2 separate regions of the Mus musculus genome follow, and region 2 is linked to region 1. A link is a contact called in ENCODE Hi-C or POLR2A ChIA-PET data. All regions are on one chromosome and are shown on one strand. The core of a region is the stretch at or near the end of the contact, and the rest is flanking DNA. Distances in the headings are between cores, read along the strand shown.

The links. A loop is a pair of places that touch in the nucleus more often than their neighbours do. ChIA-PET counts read pairs that join two places held with the same protein, here RNA polymerase II (POLR2A).
Region 2: a map of T-helper 1 cell shows a loop between it and region 1 (2.2-fold over the local background). The contact joins the promoter of Prxl2c here to the promoter of Cdc14b in region 1. A Hi-C loop is called at or near these places in 2 of 37 maps with a recorded cell type or tissue (T-helper 1 cell and heart). POLR2A ChIA-PET finds 5 or more read pairs at or near these places in 4 of 5 experiments (Patski and embryonic stem cell).

Annotation. Positions count from the first base shown.
Region 1 is chr13:64,270,364-64,277,397 of GRCm38, reverse strand. It overlaps Cdc14b (CDC14 cell division cycle 14B), which reads left to right and starts at 2,410. Exons shown (of 14, transcript NM_172587.3): 1 at 2,410-2,807. The coding sequence starts at 2,648.
Region 2 is chr13:64,307,415-64,314,794 of GRCm38, reverse strand. It overlaps Prxl2c (peroxiredoxin like 2C), which reads left to right and starts at 2,085. Exons shown (of 6, transcript NM_025370.3): 1 at 2,085-2,302; 2 at 2,460-2,528; 3 at 5,649-5,702; 4 at 5,868-5,973. The coding sequence starts at 2,111.

The sequences.
Region 1 (7,034 bases), core at 1,161-3,660:
ACTCAGAGGTCAGCTTGCTGAGGAGAGAAATCAGACAATTCAAAGGAAATGTCACACATATACACAATGAAAATCAGCTAATGTATTTTCCGCCACTATCTAAACATGACAGGAAAACAAAACATAAAGAGAGTTTGAGGTTACATTTACTTATTTCTTTAGTATGTGTGGAGGGGATGTGTGTCAAAGACAGCTTGTAGGAACTGGTTCTCGTCCAGTGAGTAGATTCCTGAGGATTAAACTCAGATTGTCATAGCTGCTGGCTAGTGCCTTTCCCCCTGTGCCACCTGACTGGCCTTTTTGGTTTTTGTTGTTTGTTTTGAGGCTGGATCTGGTTGTTGCCTTGGCTAGCTTCCAACTCCTTCGGTAGCAGAGGGTGACCATGAAGTCCTGTTCCCCTAGCCTCCACTTTCAAGTACAGATATTACAGGCAGTGTGGCCACACCCAAGTGAATATGTTTAGCACATGGACTTCTAGTTCCCAAGACATGTCTGAATACTTAGGAGTAATAAAAAGCCTTGCTTTAAAAATATTACTTCAGCAGGATCATAACTATGCATCTGCAAAATAGGAAAATGCGTACACGGCATAACTATGTACACCTAAGATTTTTCCCTTTATTTAAACCATGTGCATTTTGTTAGACTTTCTAGTGGCCAGAATCTAGCCAAAGCATTCTATTTGAAGGTGAGAGAAAAATCAACTGACGTATGGAAAGTACTTGGCTGTTAGACATTCAACTAAGCCAGTCTCAAAAAGTAACGAATGTGGGCCAGGAATGTGGCTTGCTGGGGTAGATCATTTGGTCCAGCACAAGCAAGGGTTGAGTCCCAAAAGCTCAAAAAAAAAAAAAAAAAAAGGAACATACTAGACACACACACACAAGAGAGAGAGGGGGGGGAGAGAGAGAGAGAGAGAGAGAGAGAGAGGGAGAGAGAGAGAGAGAGAGAGAGAGAGAGAGAGAGAGAGAGAGAGAGAGAGAGAGAGAGAGAGAGGGAGGGAGAATCCAGTAAGGTGCCTGCAGTGGCTCACACCAGGAATCCCAGCACTGGAGAGGCAGATGCCATTTTCAGCCCAGTCTGGGCTGTGTAGTGGAACACTTTCTTCCATGTAATCCTATGGATTATAGTGGTGGTTAAAAAAAAAAAAAACAAACCAAAAAAAAAAAAACTTTTCATAAAATTTCTGATTGTGACATTTGGTGGCCCTTCTACTGTGAGTCCTTGGAACCGTGTGAAGGACTTTCTCTTCCTGGGCAAAAGTTTTTGCTAACACTACAGACATTTTAAATGTAAGGCCTTCGTTGATGTCCTATGGAAACCCGAAAGGTGAACAAGCAGGTTCTTAAGGGCCCCTGGCTAAGGAAAGCCAGTCCCATATCTTATCTTTTCCGAAGCAGCAGGCTTAAGGTAGGGCTTCAAAACAAAAGAAGCCTTCCCTAGGGGAAGGAACTTCGTGAAATCTGCATTTCTGAGAGGTTCTTTGGGGGAGGGGAGGAGGGACTGAAATTTATCCCTCTGACTCTTGACTTCCCTTTCAGACTAAATCGCTGTTGACTACAGTCCTGCCGATGGGGACTTTGGGACTACCGACTGCTTCCAGTCTCCTCGCCCAAGTAGATGCTACCGTGAAGCTGGGCTCTTCAAAATGGCAGCTATGGTCAAGTTCCAGAAAGATCTGATATCTTTTTAACCCAGTAGCAAAATATGGGGCGGTACCACTGCAGACCCAAAGGAGAAAAGGCCGTTTGCTCAGCTGGCCACATGCTCCAACACTTCGTGCTAAGTCGGACCGTGGCCACCTCGGCTACCCACAGCGAGAGCTAGCGCGCTCCTGGGTTCCGAGGTGAGGTGTCGGAAGGTTCAAACCACCGCGGTAAATCGCATCTCCAGGTGGTTTCACCGACGCTAAGAAGCCCTTATCGATCCGATCCGATCGGATAGGTGGGAAAACGGCGCTGGTCTGAACTTCTAAGTTCTGAGGTCCACTCTGCCTTGCGTCCACAGAGCTGAGGACCGTTTCAGCAGCCTACACACTCTCCTAGCAGGCGGCCATGACAAGGCTCCCTTGGCGCGAATTACAGGGGAGACCCAAGAAACACTTAAAAAAGAAAAAAATTCCATCTCAAAGATCCGAAGTGGAGTTATTAGGGTAGGGTTGTGCAGGAACTCGGAGACTCACTCGAGGAACTGGGGACTGAGGCGTCAACACCTGGACACAAGAGACAAAAGTTAGAGGGGTCCCACCAAGGGGGTCGCCAGCACGCTTTCTGCCCGATTGGCGGAAGCGCTCAGACTTTTCTTTATGGCGTCACCGAGTACCTGCCTGTAGGAAGGCTCCAGTTGCGTGACGTCACGCCGCACTGACCAATGAGCGGCCCGAGCCGGTAGGCCCCGAGGAGGGTTGTGGGCCCTTCTTTTTGTGAATGAAGCTCCACGGAACATCCCTCCTGGGGGTCCCCGGGAGCCGCGGCCCGCTGAGCTCGGACGCCACGGCAGCAGCGTCCCAGGGAGCGCGCGCTTTGCTCCAGCCACCGGCCAGCGCTGTGGGGCCCCCGGGTCGCGGGCGGCGGGAGACGCAGCGCGAGGACCCGGGCCGGGTTGCCGGGCCATGGTCGCGGTCCCCTGACGGGCCGCGACCGCCTCCATGAAGCGTAAGAGCGAGCGGCGCTCGGCTTGGGCCACCGCGCCCCCCTGCTCACGCCGCAGCTCGTCCTCCTCTCCCGGCGTGAAGAAGAGCCGCAGCTCCACGCCGCAGGAGCTGCACCGCCTGGAGCAGCAGGACGACCTGTACCTGGACATCACGGGTGAGCCCCGCCACACCCCCACGAGGCTCGCGCCTCCTCGAGCCTCTAGTCGCCCGTGCGCCCGCGGTAGCAACTTTACCGGAGATGGGCCGAGGGGTCACTCCTGCAAGTGAGTCCGGCCTCGGGAGCGGGGCGGCTCTGCCCTCGAACCCACCTCATCGCGGGATGAGCCGGCGCGGTTGTTCCCACGCGAGTCCGAGCCTCTGCTGAGTCCCGCTGGTCTTTGCTGTCCCGAGGGCCCAAAGCCTCGCTGAGCCTTAGCAACGCGTGGGATCCGGCCCGAGCCCCCGGCCGTCCGACACCCCCCCCCCGCCCCCCACGCTGTCGCGCCCTCTCAGGCCTCCTGAGGGATCTTTGCCCTCCCTCTCGTGCCTCCAGAAAGGTGTCACGTTGATGGCGTTTGAACCACCAAGCGTGCTAAGAGCTCAGAGGTGTCACTTTTGAGAAATCCCCGCCAGCCGGAGCGGGTAGAATAGCCGCTTTCGAGGGTGATTTTTTTTCTTGGTGTCTCAGTTCTTGAAGACGAAAGAAATCCGTTTTGGCAGCCGCTCGGTTTGCTGGGGTTGATAGAGAAGCCAGAGCTTTGCCTTCGTTGTACTGATGTACGTGGAAAAGCGTTGTCAGCTGCATAGCTGCCTGCGCGGTTGAAGGAAGGTGCCGCGTTTTCTGGGGCGGATGGTGTCCACCTCTTGGTGGGGTTTTTAGAAAAGGTTTCCAAGACTTGAACTTGGACTTTGCTAGGTGGGCTCTCGATTGGTGACATTTATTTATTTAGGAAGTGTTTAGACAAACAAATTTAGTAGAAAGTATATTCTAGATTAATGGGCAACTAGAAAGTAAGACCGGTTTTTAAAGGAAGCTGAGAGGAGAGGAAAGGGTTTTTTTTTTTAGCGTTTGAAGGAGGAAGACGAAGGACTTGTTTTAACTATAGCCCCTGACTAGTGTCTGCCCAGGTCTACCGGTGTGTGACCCTGAAGGAGGAGACACCCTTGCCCGGGTTCCTTCCAGAGACTTCGTGCTGGTTGAATCTGCACATTATTTCTGCTCTTTTTTTTGTATGGGGCAAACTTATTTTCGTATAGCTCTAAATTGTAAAGATACACAGAGTATACTGAGAAAACTTTGTGGCAAAGACAAAGAAGTGCCCCCTAAATGTAACAGATGTTGCCAAGTTCTCGTGAATCTTTCCAGAAATATCCTCCACTGGCACACATATGTATCTATTCTTTGCAAACCCATGCAGGATGGTATACGATTGATTTTTGCATTGCTCTGCACGGTACTTCATAGCAGAATGCTAGCCTCCAATTGATGTGTTCAAAATCTCATTTGATTTTAAATGCTTTGTAAGCCAAAGGGTGTGTGGCTTTAAAGGGTTAAACTATAAAAAATGTTTATGGATTTAAACGCGTTTATAGTTTTAAATGTTTTATGAACATTTTAGGCAGTTCTCTGTTGAATATTTAGGTGATTTTCAACAAGAAAAATTGTAAGGCTGGGTGTGGTAGCCCATGCCTTTAATTCTAGTACTTTGGAGGATCTTTGTGAATTCAAGGTCAGCCTTGTGTACTTAATGAGTTCTAGGATCTATGTAGAGAGTATCTTGTCTCAAAACAAAAAGAAAAAAATTGTAAGATTTAGGCAGTTCTCAGTCAGAAAAACTGTTAGTGGATCTGAAGCGAACATTCAGGGCCTTTGTGCATGCTAGACCAGCTCTTCAGCTCTGAGCTAGGACCCACCAAAAGAATATTGACCCCAGGCGTTGGGGGAAATCTTTCTCTTTCGTGGGGATAAAGTGTAACTTGGCAAGCCTTCCTGAGGAAGTCATCAAAGAAATAATGTTTAAAAAGGTCAGTAATACTGAAGGCGCTTGTGCATTTTATGCACAAAATCAAAATACTCTCCAGTTACAAGCCTTGATAATGGAGCAATCCAGACTTAGAGCAAGATGCTGCACTAGCTCCAGGGGACAAGGCTTGCAACCCTTCAGTGAGTAAATTCAGTTTCAAGAAAGGAAAGAAAGAAAGAAAGAAAGAAAGAAAGAAAGAAAGAAAGAAAGAAAGAAAGAAAGAAAGAAAGAAAGAAAGAAAGAAAGAAAGAAAGAAAGAAAGAAAGAAAGAAAGAAAGAAAGAAAGAAAGAAAGAAAGAAAGAAAGAAAGAAAGAAAGAAAGAAAGAAAGAAAGAAAGAAAGAAAGAAAGAAAGAAAGAAAGAAAGAAAGAAAGAAAGAAAGAAAAGAAAAGAAAGACAACCAAACAAGAAAAACCCAAGACACTAAAACAGTCTGTTTCTGTGTTATTTGCTAAAAAAATTGAAGTAATTGTTTTTTTTTCTAAATGACTTACTTGTATGTGTATGTATGTGTGCCTGAGTGCATATATGTTTACCACATGGATGCAGAGCCTCCGGGAGCTAGACTTGGATCCTCTGCAAGAGTAGACATCTCTCAGCACCATGCACCTCTACACCTCTAAAAACACTGGGTCTCATTTTGTAGTCTAGCCCAGCTTGGAACTCACTAAACCACACCAGCCTTAAACTTGAGATCCTGCTGTTTCAGCCTCCTCAGTGCAGGGGTTACAGGCATCAGCTAGCTACCAGGTAAAGTCGCCGCGCTCAGATTACTTTTATTTCTTATTTTGTGTGAGGTAGTAATGGAGGCAGGGAGGTATAAGGAAGGCTCTGCGCTTAGCAAAAGGCAGCTTGGTCCCTTCATTTACAACTTTTTTCCCATCACTCGTTGTTTTATTGTTATTTGCTTTTTGAGACAGGGTCTTACTATGTATATGTAGCAGGCTGATCTGGGACTCTGGGTAGACAAGGGTGGCCTTGAACTCACAGAGATCTACTACCTTGAACTCACAGAGAGAGACAGGGATATTTAACTCTTACCATGACTGTATGCGCAAATCAGAGGACAGCCCTTGGAAACTAGTTCACTTCTTCATGTTAGTTTTCAGAATTGCACGAAGGTCATCAGGCCTGGCTGTAGGCTCTCTTAGCAGCTGAGCCACCCGGATGTTCTCCGTTTCATTGCCCAGTGCTGTCCTGTTGCATGGCTGAGTCCTGATCTCCTTAGCAGTAGTAAGTTGGGATTTGGGAATATGTTAGGTTCTATGGCAAATGGCTGCAGAAGCAACGGTGCGTGGAGTCTTCGTACTTCTTCATACATGTGTGACTCTGTAAGTGAATTTTAGAAGTGAAAATGTTGGGCCAGCATTACACAGTGGACTTTTGGACTTGTGTGCATATTGCCACTGTGCACATTCATTCATGTGCAGGCCTTTGCAGGGACAGGCTTTCATCTCCTTTGGATGCGTAGCTTGTTGCCATGTGTGATAACTCCATATTCTCACATCTCGCTCGGGTGCTTTCACTGTCAGCTTTCCTATCTTTGAGGTGCCAGTCATTTCTACGTCATCTTTACTAACACTTGTTCCTGAGCAGGAAGACTTTTGTAGTAAGACATGGTTTGGAAATATTAAGGCATGCTGTCTATTTTGCCTGCTCTTCCCCTAAGGCTTTCCTAAAACTTACTGTGTAGCTTTGAATGGCTAAGCCCTTTGCTTCCACCTGAGTGCTGCGGTTATGAACACGAATCATTGTGCCTGGTGTCATGTGATGCTGGGGACTAAACCAAGCTTTGCATGCATCCCAGGCAAGCCCTAGTCCCCACACTCTTTTACCCCAAAGACCCTTTTTTAAAAAAATATTTTTCAACAGGATTTCTCTGTGTAGCCCTGGGTATCCTGGAACTAGACCAGGCTGGCCTCCAGCTCACAGAGATGCGTCTGTCTCTGCCTCCTGAGTGCTGGGATTAAAGGCTTGTGCCACCAACAAACACCCAACAACCCTTGATTTGTTTGGTTTTTGTTTGTTTGCTTTTTGTTTTTTGTTTGTGTTTTTGTTTTTTGAGATAGGGTTTCTCTGTGTAGCCCTGGCTGTCCTGGAACTCAGAAATCCGCCCGGGATTAAAGGCGTGCACCACCACAGCCTGGCAACCCTTGATATTTTTATAGCAGCCTGTTAAAAATGTAAATGAATTTCTGCCAACACCAGGGTCTTTTGACTGTGCGCTGCTTGCTCATTGTAGATGTTTGCGTGATCACTCTTGTTCTTGACTAACTATGACTAGCCTCATTTCTGTGGGGTTTACTCCTATCAGAAGCAGACCTACTCAATAGGGGTAGAATTCCCACCCCAATCCACTCAGCGTGCTTTGTTGTTAC
Region 2 (7,380 bases), core at 836-3,335, 38 kb before region 1:
TTTTGTCCTAACATGTCAGCTATCTTTGGGAAGACTTCATGATTTGGGGTTATAGAGAACAACACACAGGTCAATGTCTCCTTCAGAGTTAGTGCAACAAGGACAGCACCCAGAGTCCAGACAGTTTCTACTATTACTGTGTTCTTTTCCACCCGAACCCTAGTTCCAGAATAACAGCTCAGATGATTATCATTTATTTTTAAATGCCTAGGCCTTAAGCTCATAGCTCAGTTATCCAGTTTATATTATCCTATGTCTGTCACCTGGCTCGTTACCTCTCCTCAGCTTTATACGTCTGACTTCCTCCGAGTCCACGTAGTGAATCTCTTACACTTAACTCTTCCCCAGAGTTCCTCTCTCTCTGTCAGATGTCCCATCTTCTAATCATGCCTCAGCTTTTTATTGACAAGTGATACTTCCACAGAGTACATGAGATTATCCCTACATTCTACAGTTAAAGTGCTTTGTTTATTAGAAAGAAACTGGGTCAGGACATAGCTCTGCTTACCTACTGCCAAGCCTGACAACCTGGATGCAATCTCTTGTGCCCCACGTGATGGAAGGACAGAACTGACTCCCACAAGTTGTCCTCTGATCTCTACACAGGTAGTGTCACAATGTGCCCACATGCGCACATACAGTAAGTACAATACAAATTCTTAGACAGAGGAATACAGAGCTGACTGAAGTAAAAATGCAAAATTTGTTACCGAGATCAAAGGTTGACTCAAATAGAACCCACCTACAGGATAGAAGCCTTAACTGTGTTAGGAATTCTTTCTTGTATGCACTCTTTGTGCGTGCTTTATTTGTTTCTGTGGTCTCCTTTGAAGAAACAGGCATAGAAGGGACTTACTGCTCTGCCTACAATGACTGGTCCTGATTACTGAGGAGAACAGGGGACTAAGGAAGTGTCTGGAAAACAGGCTGTCCCATAGAATGTTTAAAGACAATGGAAATGAGTTTGGTCACTGTATCGGGTAAAGACCCACAACCAGCTGAAGTGGCTTCTCTGGGAAAAGGGAATACAGAATGGGAAATGTAAGGCGGTGATTACAAATGCCAGGTGCTGGGCCTGGGAGATGGCACTGTAGATAAATGCACTTGCCATGAGTTCAATATTTGGGATCCACACGATGGAAGCAGAGAGCCAACTTCCAAAAGTCCTTCGACTTCCACACACAAGAGGAACTTGTATATACCCACAAAGAGACAACACACACACACACAAAATAAATAAAATGTAATTTAAGTTTTATTTGTTATTTTTTTTTTTTTTGAGACAGGGTTTCTCTGTGTAGTCCTGGCTGTCCTAGACCTGTCTTGTAGACCAGGCTGGCTTCGAATTCAGCCATCTGCCTGCTTCTGCCTCCCAAGTGCTGGAATTAAAGCGTGCACCACCACAGCCTCAGCTATTAATCTAAAAATTTTAATGAACTGTTATTTTTAATTTCTTCCTCCCCACCCACTCCTCCTCTGTCTCTCTCTCTCCATTCCTCTGTCACTCTTTCTGTGTGAGTGCAGATGCCTGCAGAATCCCCAAGAAAGTGTCAAGAGTTACAGGCAGTTATGAACATTTGATGTGGGAACTGAGAATCTAACTTGGGTCCTCTTTCAGAGCAGTAGGCACTCTGAACAGTGCCTACTGTGGGTGCCAGAGTATCAGATACCCTGAGACTAGAGTTGTGAGCTGCTATGTGGATGCTGGAAACTGAACCCCCTGGTTCTCTACCAGATAAGCCAGGGCTGTTAACCCCTGATCTATCTTTCCAGTCCTTCTTCAGCATTTCCTGTGTTACGACTGTAAAGAATATGATTTTTATTGGAAAGTGTTGTAGGCAGTAGAAAGAGGGAGTGCCTCAGCCGCACCTCCCATAGCACTGTCCCCTCCCTTGGTATTCAAACTGGAAGAACGGTTTGGAGTGTTTTCCTTCTGTAGCTCCGTAGCGTCCCTTGTGGCCACGCCTCCGAAGGGTCGGCCCCGCGTGGCCCCGCCTCCAGTCCCCTCCTCACCCTCGTGACCCCGCCTTTCCAGTCTCAGCCCCGCCCCTCCCCCTTAACCCCGCCCCCCGCGGTCGGTGGCTGACCTGAGCGGTCGCCCTCCTCCGCGATGGCCGCGCCGGTGACGCGGCAGGTCAGCGGCTGCGCAGGCCGGGTCCCGAGCCCGGCTGGCTCGGTCACAGAGCGCGGGCAGCCGCTAGCGGCCGCCGTAGCGGAGCTGCCCGTGCTGGACGCGTCTGGGAGACGGGTGACGTTCGGAGCGCTGTTCCGAGAGCGGCGAGCCGTGGTGGTGTTTGTGAGGGTGAGCACGGGTAGGGCGGGAGGGGAAGTGCCTCTCGTTGGCCGCCCAGATCCTGGGCCGCGGCGGGTGCAGCACCTCGCCTGGAACCGACCGCCCGGACCTTCTGGAACCTGGCTGCTACCTTGTTGACGTGCTCTTCTGCATGGTTGCCTTTCAGCATTTCTTGTGTTACGTCTGTAAAGAATATGTCGAAGATCTGGCCAAAATCCCCAAGAGCGTCCTCCGAGTAAGTTTCCCGAGTGAGCAACAGCGGCCGATGCAGTGGGGGTGAGCTGTGGGTGGGTGGCCCCTCCTTCATCCTCTGGGGCTGCTGAGACCCACGGGGGTCTATTTCTGTCCTAATGCGCTCTTTTGCGCCCTCTTGGGATCGGACTACCATAATTTTACCTGGTAAAAATGCCTGTGTCAAAATGTTGCGTAAGAACGCAAAAAATCAAAACACAGACAGCAACTGTGTTTACAACCCAAATAGTAATCCATTATAGGAAAATGTAACGTATATTAAAAGTGCAGCTTTGCGTTTTTCTTCAGTCGCCAGAAGAGCTTTGTAACTGAAGACACTGGGCATTTGTAAAACTAAGATCTATTTTCAGCACACATTTACAGGATGAGTGAGGAAAAAATTAAAAACTTCTGCCTGCCCTTCTATTCCTTTTGTTTATAATACACTGAAGCATCTTTGCGTTGTAAACATTTTTAATATTGTTGGCATAAGTTACTCAGCATAAAGAGAAATGGGTCTCGTGATATTTTCATACATGCCTATTCTGTTATTATATGTGGTCACCCCTTCTTGCTGCTTCCCTCCTCCAGAGCCACACTGGTCATCTTTGTCTTCTTAATATTCCTTTACCCTCTCATTCCCTCATGCATCTAGACCTCATCCTCACAACACCCTTTCTACTCTACATAAATATGTGCATATAAACTTAAGCCTAGTTCTGCATGTGAGAGAAAACAATACTATATTTGTCTGTCTGTGGCTTGTTTGACTTGGCATAATGTCCATTTCCACTCATTTCCTGCAGTTCATAAACATTACCTCATTCTTCATAACTGATTACATTTCCCAGTGTGTGTGTATGTGTGCGTTTATGTGTGTATGTGATGTGGGGGGTTGTTGTTGTTGGGTTGTTTGGGTTTTTTTTGTACATGCATCTGCTGGCAGATACCCACACTGGTTCTGTATTGTGAATAATGAAGCAATAAACATGATGTGTATGTGCTTACAAAGAACATATAAAGATTATTTTATTTATATGAGTACACTGTCACTGTCTTCAGAAACACCAGAAGAGGGCATCCTATCTCATTACAGATGGTTGTGAGCCACTATGTGGTTGCTGGGAACTGAACTCAGGACCTCTGGAATAGCAGTCAGTGTTCTTAACCATTGAGCCATCTCTCCAGCCCTCACAAAGAACATTTAAAGTAGATGGCTTTTGGTGATTTTGGAGTAGCACATTACTAGTAACTGTGTCACTGTGCTGGACAGCACATTTCTAAAAGGATCCCTCTTGCTCATGTCTCCCTGAAATTGTACCCTTTGAGCACGTTTCAGTGTGTTCCACCCCCTTTCTCCCAGCCCGTGGTAGCCACTGTTTTGTTCTCTACTTCCATGAGTTATAATGTTTGACTCCGTATGTATTCCGTGTGAGGTCATCCAGTGTTTGTCTTTCTGTCCCTGGCTTATTTCACTCAGCAGAATGGCCTCCATGTTTTACAGATAACAAAAACAAACAAACCCCTCAGCCAGGCTTGCTGGCCCATGCCTTTAATGCCAGCACTCAGGAAGCAGAGAGAGGCAGGAGTAGCTCTGAAAGTTAGAGAGCAGCCTGGCCTACAAATCAAATCTAGGACCGCCAGGGCTCTTACACAGAGAAACCCTGTTTCGGAAAAACCAGAACCAATTTCTTTTTTATGGTTGGATGCTACTTCTTGGGGTACCACACTTTATGCATTTGTCCACTGATGGACACCTGAGTTGCTTCCTCACCTCAGCTGGTGTTGACGGTGCTACGGTGAACATGGAAGTGTGGGGTTTCTTTGGCGTGCTCATTTTAATTCTTTCGGCTGTGTCACCCACAGTAGCAGTTCTGAATCACGTGGCAGTTCTCTTTAAGTTTTGGAAGAACCCTTGTACTGCCCTGATTGTAGAAGCTGTTCAGTTCATTCTTACCAGCACCGTGTAAAGATCCTCTTTGTTCCATGTCCTCACCGATACTTCCTTCTGTTTGATTAGTAGCATCTCTCCTAGGGTGAAGGAATACCTCATTTCTGTTTTCATGTCTCTAATGATAAGCGATGCTCAACAGTTTGTGTCGAGAGTGTACAAATTTGTGCACGTGGGTGTACAAGTTTGCACATGCATGTGCGTGAAGGCCAGAGGGTAAACCACAAGTGTTGCTCCTCAGGGGCTATTCGTGGTTTTTATGTAACATCTCGCTGGTCTGGAGCTTGCTGATATGAATGGACTGACTGGACGGGGAGCGACAGGATCCACCTGCTTCCTCCTCTGTCTTGCTGGGGTTTTGTGGGGTTTTGCACACACGTGCAGCTGCACTAGCCTTTGTGCATGGATTCTGGGGACAGAACTCAGATCCTCAGCAAGCACTTTACCCCCCCGAACCATCTCCCCAGCCCGAGAATGATTTCACACGGCTTCTGGCTTAGTCCTTGGTTGTTAGAGGTCAAATCTCAGAACCTGAGAGTACTAGACAGGTCCTGATCCCTATCCCATTTTTGGTCCATTTTTAAAAACTGGATTGTCTTCTTGCTGTATTTGAATTTGTAACATAGACTTCATAGGTCTTTTTGACAAGTGCCTACTTTGCATAGGTTTTCTTAGTCCAGTCAGTGGGTTGTGTCTTTTCTCTGTCGTTTTCCTTTGCTATAAGGAATACACAACCTTCTTGGTGTGTTAACTTTCGTTTCTGTGTCTTATTGACTTATATGTGCAAGTGTGGAGGTCAGGCAGCTCGCAGGAGTCAGTTCTCCCCACCACGTGGGTCCCTGAGATGGAACTCAGGTCAGCAGGCACAACAGCACCTTTACTCACCGAGCCAGACCACTGCTACACAAGTGCTACTGAGCTTCCCTCTGCGTTTCCTTCTAATAGTTTTATGTTTGACTCTTAGGCCTTGAAATTCTTACCTAGAGAAAACAAATCATCTGAGTTACTCAAATATCGTAGTATGCATTTCTTTCTACTCAAGCAATTTTGTTTTCTATTCTCTTCGAAGCCTATAGGTGGCATTAGAACAAAATGAAAGAATTGCTTTAGGGAAAGTTCTTTCGAATACACATAGTTTCTAATAATATGTACTTGTCCTTCTTCCTCCCAAAGGAAGCAGATGTCACCCTCATAGTGATTGGACAATCATCATACCATCATATTGAGGTAACTATCTAGCAAACTGAGGGGCCACTGTTTTAAATAGGTTTCAGATACAAAATTACATTTGTTGAGCTGAGTATAGGCTCCTTGGCAGAAAGCTAGGTTGTCCTTATTTGTCTCTCATTTGTTCTCATGAGAAATTCCAATTATTTTATTCTCTTTTTTTAGCCTTTCTGCAAACTGACTGGATATTCTCATGAAATCTATGTTGATCCTGAGAGAGAAATTTACAAAAGATTGGGAATGAAAAGAGGTGAAGAAATTTCCTCCTCTGGTAAGACATGTTTCACTTGTGATATGATTCTCTCAGACACATGTGTCTTCTCATACTAGGAGTTGTACATGGCAAGGCTGTGTTCAATAGTCTTTGTGACAAAATAGTTATCCAAGGGGCTGGTGAGTTGGCTTAATGGTCAAGGGCACGTGCTGCTATTTCAGAGGACCTAGGTTCAGGTCCCAACACCCACACACTGGCTTACAACAACCTGGAACTCCAGTTCTGAGGGATCTGACACCCTCTCCTGGTGTCCAAGGGCTCCTGTACACATGAACACATATACACATACACACCTCTATATGATTTTTTAGATAATAATAAATAATCCAAAGGCTTTTCTGAGATTCAGGCTTCGAACTGTCAGCTCCCTGTAAAATAAATTATTTTTAAAATTTTACACATTTTCAATATACAGTGGTGTAGAGTAAATACTTTCATTTGAGAAAAAAGGAATGATAATGGGTGTCTTAGGGTTTCTTTTGTGGTGATAAACACCATCACCAAACATAACTTGGTGAGGAAAGGGTTTATTTTGTCTTATACTTACACATCACAGTCCGTCAATGAAGCAAGTCGGGGCATGAACTTAAGGCAAGGACCTGGAGGCAGGAAGTGAAACAGGAGCCATAGAGGAGCACTGCTGACTGGCTTGTCCCCATAGCTTGGTCAGCCTGCTTTTCTGTACAGCCTAGGAGCACTCACCCAAAAGTAGTCCCACCCACAATGAGACAGACTTTCCCACACCAATCATCTATTAAGATGTCCTACAGACTTGCTTACAGACCAGTCTTATTGAAGAGGGATTTTCTCAGTCAAGATTCCTTCATCTCAGATATTTTTTTGTGTCAGGTTGATAAAAACTAACCAAGACAGCAAGGAAAGACCAAATTACAGCAGGACTAATACCAAAAGCCAAACTCCATGTCCCTCACCTGGAACTCTTGGTGGAGTCCTGCGCTCCAATAAGCCTAGACAGCCCCACCCATCCATTTCTGCTGTCTGCAGCATGTGTTGCCCTTCTGCTGAGCTGGCTCCACTCTATGTGGGAGGCTTTCTTTAGCAGATGTCCCACAGTCCTGGCGTCTGTAGTATCCTGGGATCCCCATTGCAACATCGTAAGCTTTACCTTCACAGCTCTATGGGGTGGCCTTTCAAGCCACTTGCAGGAATGTGACACTGCTACACATGGCCTGGCCCCAGCAGCTCTGTGGGACATTGGTGCAAGCTGTCACGGTCCCATAACTTCTGCATTTCTCATGTTTACAACCGCCACAGTCAGTGCTGCCCAGTTCTCTGCCAGTTCACATTGCAGGCTGACTCCCTTCTACAGTAGTGATGATGACCTGAGCCTCAGTGGTTGAACCAGGTCCCTAAGCCGTTCTTTTAGGGCAGAGAACCCCTCAG